Linked DNA regions of Homo sapiens: region 2 is linked to region 1. Evidence: chromatin contacts called from ENCODE Hi-C or POLR2A ChIA-PET data. All regions are on one chromosome and are shown on one strand. Each heading gives the region's core, a stretch centred on a gene start or an enhancer-like site at or near the end of the contact. The rest is flanking DNA. Distances are from core to core; before and after follow the strand shown. Region 1 overlaps PITPNM2 (phosphatidylinositol transfer protein membrane associated 2). Region 2 overlaps PITPNM2 (phosphatidylinositol transfer protein membrane associated 2).

Region 1 (4,591 bases), core at 1,114-3,613:
GCATTTGTGTGTGCAAGAACGGTTGTGCCTGGAGGGCTTCCTGGCACTGACTCATGCGAAGCCCATTTGTCCAGGACCCTGTGGGTGACACCGCCGCAGACTCTTGCAGGAGGTGTGGAGTGGTGGTTTCCATCACATCACCAATGTCCTGGGTGTGCTCTTACCTGGTCATATGGCTCAGGGGTGGTCACCGGGCTTGGCAGACCCCAGCACTTTGGGAGGCCAAGGTGGGCAGATCGCAAGGTCAGAAGATCGCGACCATCTTGGCTAACATGGTAAAACCCTGTCTCTACTAAAAATACAAAAAATTAGGTGGGCGTGGTGGCACGCGTCTGTAGTCCCAGCTACTTGGGAGACTGAGGCAGGAGAATAGCTTGAACCAGAGGCGGAGGTTGCAGTGAGCCAAGATCACGCCTCTGCACTCCAGCCTGGGCAACAGAGCGAGACTCGATCTAAAAAAAAAATGGATAAAGTAGCTCCTGGTTGGAGATATTCCTTATATTGTTGAAATCTTTGCCTATCCCTCAGTCTCTATGTTTTTCAGAGTAATGAGGCTGGGGCCGGATGCGGTGGCTCACGCCTGTAATCTCAGCACTTGGGAGGCCAAGGTGGGCGTATCACCTGAGGTCAGGAGTTCAAGATTAGTCTGGCCAACATGGATCTGGGGACATAGAGATTTGAGCAAACTTTTTCGTGTACAGTGAGGGAGGAGCGTGTGTGTGTCTGTGTGTGTGTGTGTGTGTGTGTTCATTAATAATTGTGATGCTAAGATTGCCTTCGGTAGTTCATCTGGATATTTTTTCCACATTCCTCATGTTTCTACTTTTTCCTGTATTTTGGATTCTCCATTTGAAGGCAGGGAAAGAGGAGGAGGTTGAAGGGAAAAGTATTCTAGTCCTTTCCAAACATTATCATGGAAGATTTATCAAGGGAGATCGAAACAGTCTCTTCTTCCCACCACCTACTATCATCCCACAGAGTTTAAGAAAATACTCAAATTCTCTCTCTTCCATTGGCATCAGATTCACAGCCCTGCCTGTGGTGGGAAGTGACTTTGGTGCATTGGCTTCATTCCCACAGTGGACATAATTGAGGCTCTGAGTGATCAATGTATTTGTTCAGGGTCACACAGCCAGCAGACACCAGAGCTGGAACTAGAATTGGATTTTCCTGACTCTACAGCCAGCATTCTTCTTTCTGCTGCTCTGTACACAATGGCAGGAATGAAGTAGGCAGATGGCAGGGATTTGCCATGGAGCCATATCTGGGGCTCTTATGGGACTTGCCTCTTCCCTGCCTCTAAAATTTCAGGTTTGGCAAGTATTGGTGAGGATGTGGAGAAATTGAAACCCTCGTGTGTTACTGGTGGGAATGTCAAATGGTTGCAGCTGCTGTGGAAGACAATTTGGTGGTTCCTCAAGTGGTTAAACACAAAATTCCCATATGACATAGTAGTTCCACACCTAGTTCTAGGTCTATACCCAAGAGACTTGAAAGCAGGGACTTGAACAGATACTTGTAGCTTAATGTTCATAGTAGTGCTGTTCTCAGCGGCCAAAAGGTGGAAACAACTCAAGTGTCCAGCAGTTGATGAGTGGATAAACAGAACGTGGTCTGTTCATATGCCATACTGTTTGGTTCCATCAAACAATATGTGTCAGCATTCCATTCCTCTTTATGGCCAAATAATATTTGCCAAGTATTGAATGAACCATGGATGAACCTTGAAAACATTTTAAATGAAAGAAGTCAGACACAAAAGGACAATATTGTATGATTCTACTTATATGAGGTACCTAGAATAGGCAAATACACAGATACAGAAAGTAGAATAGTGTTTATCAGGGGTTGGGGAGGGGAGATGGGGAATGAGTGTTTAGTGAGTACAAAGCTTCTGGTTGGGATAATGAAAATGCTCTGGAAGTGGATAGTGGTGGTGGTTGTACAACATTGTGGATGTCCTTGATGCCACTAAATTTTACACTTATAAATTGTCAAAATGGTAAAAAAAAAAAAAGGGAAAGAAAAGAACAAAAGAATGACAACAAACAAAAATTTCAGGCTTGTAGGGCTGTTCATGAATACTGCTGAGAACCTCCAGTGGCTCTCGGGGCTGGACCACACCTGGCCCTGTGTTTATGGAGCCCTGGCTTTCCCAGACACTGGGAGAGGCGACCCCACACCTGTGGCCCAGCTGAGAGCTCCTTGCTCAGCAGTGTACCCGCCATGCTCTTGGGGGAGTGGAGGTGGGTGTTCCTGGCAGTTAACGGCCATGTCTGGTCACTGCGTATGAATGACATCTGTCTCTGCAACGCTTGTGCACCTGACGTTGGGCATGTCCTTATATGGCTCTCGCTTGCTCTCAGTGAGTGGAAAGATAAATACCTTTTCAAAGAGCAGATGCCAACTGCCTGCGGTCCCTGGCATCCACAGCTGCAGAGCGAGTGGGAGACAGTTCTGTCGAGAGGCAGGTGCTTCAGTCCTGGGGGAATCGGGCACTGGGTGTGCTGAGAACCCAACAGGCCTCATGCAGACAGCCTGAATGTGGAGCAGGGTTCTGCCACGGACATGTTGTGGGATCCTGAGCAGGTCACATGCTTTCTCAGAGCTTCTCTTTCCTTCCTGCCTCTGGTTGGTCCTGAGGTTTAAAGGAGAATGTATGTGAAAGGGCCTAGCACAGTTCCTGGCACCTCCCAGAGCTTGACAGGCACTTGGATTCATCCTTGTGTCTGGCACATGTGATGATCCCTTCCAGTAAGCAGTCACAGTTGGCTGGGGGCTGCTTCTTCCATCAGGACCTAGCACAGACACAGGCTAGGAGCTGCTCTGGAAGGGCAGTGGAAGGTGTGGCTGGCTGGCAGGGTGAGGTTCTGTGACTGGGGCAAGAGTAAGGGTGATGTCCTGGAGGGATTCCAGATGGAACCAGACTCTCCCTCTGCCTCCTGGAGCCTCTGCTCCTAGGGCAAGCATGCAGGGGCTTGTGCACTACCATATCTCTGTGTTAATTCCCTAGGGCTGCCATAACAACCCACCACAACTGGATGGCTTAAAACAATGAAAATGTATTCTCTAACAGTACTGGAAGCCACACATCCAAATTTTGGGTTTCGGCAGTTTGGTTGCTTCTAGAGACCGCAACGAGTATCTGTTCCCGGCCTCCCTCCTAGCTGCTGGTGGTTGCAGGCCATTCTTGGCATTCCTTGACTTGAAGACACATAATTCCAACCTCTGCCTAAGTTGTCACATGGTTGTCTCCCTCTGTGTCTATCTGCCTCTGTGACTTTTCTCTTATAAGGACACCAGTCATTGGATTTAGGGCTCACTCTACTCCAGTGCAACCTCACCTTAACTAATGACATCTGCAGTGACCCTATTTCCAAGTAAAGTCACATTCTGAGTTTCTGACAAGGATATGAGTTTTGGGAGGACATTCTTCAACCCATATAATCTCCATATTTGTTGAATGAATGAATGAATGTGAAAGCCATCCTCACATGTCTGCTCAGGTGTATTGATGTAGAATAGAAGGTGGGGATGTCTCTGGTGCCCTAGGCATGTGAGGGTGGGGTGGGGGACAGCACCAGGATCATCCCCTTTTCCTGTCCAAGCCTCTCCTATTTCTGGCCTCTACACCCTAAGCTTAGCACCCTGGCCACCTCCTGACTCAGCCAGTTTTTCAGGTAGAAGCAATTACATTTATTACAGGGAAGGCTGTTCTCACCTTCCTTTCTGCCCAGCATCTCAAAACTCTTTTTTTTTGAGATGGAGTCTCGCTCTGTCACCCAGGCTGGAGTGCAGTGGTGCGATCTCGCCTCATTGCAAGCTCCGCCTCCTGGGTTCACGCCATTCTCCTGCCTCAGCCTCCTAAGTAACTGGGACTACAGGCGCCCGCCACCACGCCCGGCTAATTTTTTGTATTTTTAGTAGAGATGGGGTTTCACCATGTTAGCCAGGATGGTCTTGATCTCCTGACCTCGTGATCCGCCCGCCTCGGCCTCCCAAAGTGCTGGGATTACAGGCGTGATTGCCGGGCCAATCAAAGCTTTCTTTTGTTTCTCTTCCCCTTCCCCTTGGAGCCAAGAAGGACACAAGGATGGCTCGGTGGCCTTGGGCAAATGACCCTGCCCCCAACCTTAGCTTCTGTTTGCAAATGAAGGAGGCAGAGCTGGGTGTTTCCAAAGGTCTTTTGCATCTATAATTATCTCTACTGTTTTACTGCTGAGATAATTGTGGGCCAGGAAAGTGTGCCCTTCCGTCCCACACAAGGCAGGACTGAAATCCATAGGCCCTCATTTCCAGCCTGTCCCCAAATGCTCTGTGCCATCTCCTGGAAGCCCTCTGGGATTAGCATGATTCATATGTGGTTCCCTGGGGTCCTCACTGTGCCCTGTGTGTGACACATTAATTCACAAGTACTACTGGCCTGGGCGACTTATCGAGACCCCATCTCTGCAGAAAATTTTAAAAATTAGCTGGGTATGGTGGTGTGTACCTGTAGTCCCAGCACTTGGGAGGCCAAGGCGGGAGGATCACTTGAGCCCAGGAGTTTGTGGCTGCAGTGAGCTATGATCGTACCACTGCACTCCAGCTT
Region 2 (4,591 bases), core at 1,084-3,583, 37 kb after region 1:
CAGGAGGCTGAGGCAGGAGAATCACTTGAACCCAGGAGGAAGAGGTTGCAGCAAGCCAAGATCGTGCCACTGCACTCAAACCTGGGCGACAAGAGCGAGACTCCATACCAAAAAAATAAATTAAAAATAAATAAATAAATAAATAATAATAAAAATAAAGAGAGATGGCAGGGTGGCCCCACTCTGGGGAGTCCTGGGGACAGCTGTGTTGCACTAAGCACAGTGGCACCAGTCCAGCATCCTTTAGTTCCTCTAGCTTCCCTGGGCCTCGTTTTTGCTGCAGAGGGGCCGGGGAGACCTGCTGGGCCTGGAGGATTCTATGGCCAGCCTGCCATCCTGCTGGGTGGCTCCTGACTTCCACAAGCCACCTTCCTGTGTCTTTTTTCTGCTTCTGCCCTGCCTGGATCCCTCCTCTTGACAAGAGTACAGCTTTGTCTTCTGGTTCCAGGTCCTCACTGCTCAGCCCAGGCTGGCTGGTGTTGGGACCCTTGTTTAGGCTAGTGGTGCAGGGGGAGGGATTCCAGATGCCCCCGGGCCTGTGGCTGTCTCCTTCCCTGTTCCTCTCTGCTCCTTCCTCACACCTTCCTCCCTCTTTCTTCCTTCTCCATGTCCTTTTGGGTTCTCTCTCATTCCTCGCCCCCCTCCCCATCTTCCCACTGCCTCTTCCTAGCTAGAAGCAGATTCTGGCATTGGGTGAGGAACAGAACGCATGCCCAAGACACACTTTTCATGGAAAAGGATTGAAGTCGGTAAGCTGGCAAGAATCCCAGGAACTCACCGTGAATAAAATATGGTTGCTGTGCAGTCACCAATCATGGGAAGTGGCTTCCCGCGAGCCCATTCCTCTTCTGTGGCCTCATTTAACCAGGGCCAAGAGCTGGGGCATGCAAGCAGGGCATGTGTTAATATTGCGTAAATAAATGGTGCCTGGGTGTGCTTGCTGGCTACAGATGGAGATTGAGCTGCCATCACATGGGAGCGGGGCTAGTCCCTCAAAGGAGGGGTCTGTCCCCCTGTCCCAATTCCCAATGTATTCCTGGTGCTTTAGGGCTTCAGGGGACAAGCCACGGGGCCACTTTGGCTCCCTGAGCAGGCGACATGTGTATGGATCCATCATTCAGCCCTGAGTGTGGGCTCTGAGCTACAGGGCTGCAGAAGTGAATCAATTCCAGCCCCCACTCTCAAGGAGCTCTCAGGCCATCACAGGCATCAGTCATGGGCGGTGATGATCCTTACGATAGTGCCAAGCCTTGTGGAAGTGGGGTTGGGGGGGTCTGCCACTGGGGCGTGGAGCCCATGAAGGGAGCCTCAGGTGCTGACGCTTGGTTTAGATCCTGTGGGGTGCTGAGTTCACACGACACAGGAGGCAGGGTTGCGTGTAAACAAGGGAGAGTCTTCCTGGTAGAGGGAACCGCCTTCACAATGGCCCCGAGGCAGGAGGAGCCCCATGGGCTCCTGTCTGTGAGAGTCTGGCTGGGGCTGAGCTGCAGGGAGGACCAGGTTGGGGGCCTCGTGCCCTAGTTAAGGAGCTTAGATGTCGCCTTGAAACCCAAGGGGAGCGTTGAGGGCCTTTACTCAGAGAAGTGACACACTCCGATGTGTGTATTGGAAGACACTTCGTCTCACTTCATCTGGGTGACAGGTCGGAGGCGGGGGGAGGAGGGGGCAGGCTGGTGGCAACATCACGACATCTTGCTTTGTTGAGTACCTGAAAGATCTTTGCGCTTTAACAGAGCCTGTAAAATCGAGATGTACACATGTGGGTGCACGCCCAAGAAATGATTGTTTCTAAAGATGGCAGCGCAGAGCAATCGTCAGCAGGGGCTGCCAAGCGGGATCTGTGCCCAGCACAGGGCCATCGGTTCTGATTTGCTTAGCTCTCCCTGTCACCACAGGGGCGACTGTCCAGCAAGCTTGGCTACTGCCAAAAGCCAGGGTCTGGAGCAGAGATAACCGACTCCCCAGGGGAGCAGCCCATTCCCCTGGGCCCCCTCACCACGTTCCAAGCCCTGAATCAGCCTGCTGTGCAAGGATGGTGGAGTGGAGAGTCTTGGATCCCCAGCAGCCACCCTAATGTGGACGCACTGCCGTGCTGTGAGCCCCAGTGCCCCGAAAAAGAAGTGACCAAAGAAAAAGTGTTGTATGAGGGAAGGATAAACATGCTTGCTTCAGTGCGCCACGAAGCCCAGAAGTTAATCTGATCATATAAATATTTTCACGTGTCTGTGGTTCTGCGAGGGTGTACTGATAAATAGAGTGAAGAAAGGAGAGGTTGTGTGGCTGCAGTCTTGCCCTGGGGGTAGATGTGATGTTTGTTCCCAACTATGAGTCAGACGTGGGGTCAGAGCCAGGAGGTCGGTCAGTCCAAGGCCTTCGATTCTTAGATGGGAACCTGGCCTTCCCTGCCCTCGGCCCCACCTGGGAGCTGCTTCTAGGAGGTGGAGGGACCCCACCCCACTGCCTGTGCTTGGTTTCGGAGAAGGCTGTCTGGGCCTTTGATGCATCTGTGCAGATGGAGGACGGTAATTTATGGTCCTGTGGGGGAGGAGAAGAGTTTCTCCAATTACCAGCTTCCCAAGTTCCTGGCTTTATGGCCAGAGTTGGAGGCAGCTATTTGGGTAACGTCCCCAGAGGACTAAGTCCGCTTTCCTGGGGCAGAGCAGATGATGGAGACTTCCATGGCATTGTGGGTGAGCCTGATGCGCCGGAGGACAAGCCTGGCAGGAAGCACAGGATCACAGGCCTTGGCTGGGCTCCGCTTCAGCCTGCTGGGTGAAGACATGGGGCCTTTCCGAGGTCAGCCGGAGTCACCTCCCAGGAGCCTGCCTGAGCTCTCTGAGAGCCTTGGACTGGCTTCCTGGTGTTCTGGGATCCCCTGCACCACTTGAGTTCCATTCCTCTGGCTGGCAGACCTGTCACCTTGGTCAGCCCCTTTTAAGTCTACAGCCAGCCCTGTACTGGTGAGGCTCAAATAAGACAAGTATTCCTGAAATGTGTCACCTGGCTCTGTTGGCCAAGCCAGCAGTGCCACAAGAGAAGCAGCTGCCATGGCCCAGTGACACCTGGAGTGTTTGACGATGCTTTGTGTCCATGTGGCCCCTAACCAGGCCTTTCTCACAGCCACATAGCATCCCCAGGCCTGCTGCACTGGGCCAGCCGCAGCCTCCGAGCCCAGCCTGAGGGGCCTCTCACTGGGATCCCCAGCTTTGTCCCTGAGATGAGGGGGCTGATCCTAAGAGTGTGGGTGGGGATGCCTCTGCCCAGGGGGTTCTGGTGGTGTTGGGCTCTGGCCCAGGCCTCCTGGCTCTGTGTCCTTCCATAGACTCCAGGTTCCTCACAGTCATTCACAAACCAACTGAATGTTGGTGTCTTGTGGCTTCTGGTCTCAGGGTTGGAGGTATTAAAGCCATGGAAGAGCAGTCTCTCCTGGGCTGCAACAGCCTGTCTTCTGTGGCCTCTAGCTCCATCCTCAGAGTTTGGGATAGGGGCTGAATCTTTTGCTTGTTCTCCCTCCCAGGGCTGGCCCCCAGAGTCAGTACTTCAGGTTGAGGGGAGTGGGAGGTTGGCTCTGGAGGGGCTGCCGAGTGGCAGGAGGAAGGGGCTCAGGAGCAGGGGGTGGCTCCACTGCAGCGGCCAGACTCTGTTGATTACAGATGATTATTTCAAGGTGTGTGTGTGTGTGCGCGTGTGTGTGTGTGCGTGTGTGTATTTTTAAATAACAGCTCTATTGAGATATAGTTCACATACCATACAATTCACCCATTGAAAGTGTACAATTCAATGGTTTCTAGTATGTTCACAGAGTTGTATAATGAACACCACAGTTAATTTTAGAACATTTTCTTCTATTCTCTTACAATGTGTAAAAATAAATAAAGGTTTTTTTAAAAAAACATTTTCATCACACCAAAAATGAGCTCCTCGATGGATGTTATCCCTCATTTGTCCCCAAACCCCCAGCCCCTGGCAACCACTAATCTACTTTCTATCTCTGGATTTGCCTATCATGGACATTTCTTATGAACGGAGTGACACACCATGTGGCATTTTGTGTCTGGTTTCTTCCACTGAGCATCATGATTTCAAGTTCATGTAGGAGCATGCATCTGAGCTTCATTCCTTCTCATGGTGCAATCATCTTCCACTGTGTGTATAAGACCACATTTTGTCAATCCACACATCCATGGATCACAAGTGCATTTTTAAAGGGTGCTTTTACATCTCAAACACAGTTCTCAGTTGGCGAGGGGGTCAGAGGACAATACAGAAGTGACTGTAAGCGGCATAAACTGTAGCTTCCCAGAGGGGCTCCAGGGGCTCGGGGGAGAGGTCGAGGTAGGGAGGCAATGTCCTTCCTTTGAGCAGCCACTGAGAGGGAGAAGGAGTTGCAGAGATCAGGAAGGAGAGGATTTATTTCCAGTTTTCTGGCAGTTTTTCCTCACTCTTTCGGAGACCTAGGATGGGTTAGGAGAGGGCATGGCAAAGGCAGAGGTGGCTCTGCTAGAGGAGGCCGCAGGTCCGCAGGCCGAACCTGGGGAGCCAGCCATGTCTGGCCTGAGGCCCTGCTTTGAGGAGAAGATAAAGCCTTGAG

Evidence for each region. Hi-C counts contacts between places; a loop is a spot of excess contacts on that map. ChIA-PET counts read pairs that join two places held with the same protein, here RNA polymerase II (POLR2A). Pooled maps may share reads with other maps.
Region 2: a map of left cardiac atrium shows a loop between it and region 1 (2.2-fold over the local background). The contact joins two enhancer-like sites. A Hi-C loop is called at or near these places in 35 of 168 maps with a recorded cell type or tissue (B cell, Caco-2, Calu3 and 17 more), 1 of 37 single-sample maps with no recorded cell type and 14 of 50 pooled maps. POLR2A ChIA-PET finds 5 or more read pairs at or near these places in 22 of 52 experiments (AG04450, CD4-positive, alpha-beta T cell, H1 and 17 more).

What each region holds. Positions count from the first base shown.
Region 1 is chr12:123,129,948-123,134,538 of GRCh38, reverse strand. The region is part of intron 1 of PITPNM2 (phosphatidylinositol transfer protein membrane associated 2); the gene reads left to right. Among named protein-coding and RNA genes, the nearest start is that of PITPNM2, 19 kb to the left of the region's middle. Within about 2 kb of position 2,363, at least 15 of the 41 ENCODE cell types and tissues checked have a DNase peak (open chromatin) inside an H3K27ac peak, as active enhancers do; they include psoas muscle, where a contact is called at or near this core.
Region 2 is chr12:123,092,578-123,097,168 of GRCh38, reverse strand. All of the region lies in intron 2 of PITPNM2 (phosphatidylinositol transfer protein membrane associated 2), which reads left to right. Among named protein-coding and RNA genes, the nearest start is that of PITPNM2-AS1, 13 kb to the right of the region's middle. RefSeq lists enhancers at 1-861, 1,494-2,057, 2,173-2,467, 2,058-2,621, 4,002-4,522 and 1 more. Within about 2 kb of position 2,333, at least 19 of the 41 ENCODE cell types and tissues checked have a DNase peak (open chromatin) inside an H3K27ac peak, as active enhancers do; they include psoas muscle, where a contact is called at or near this core.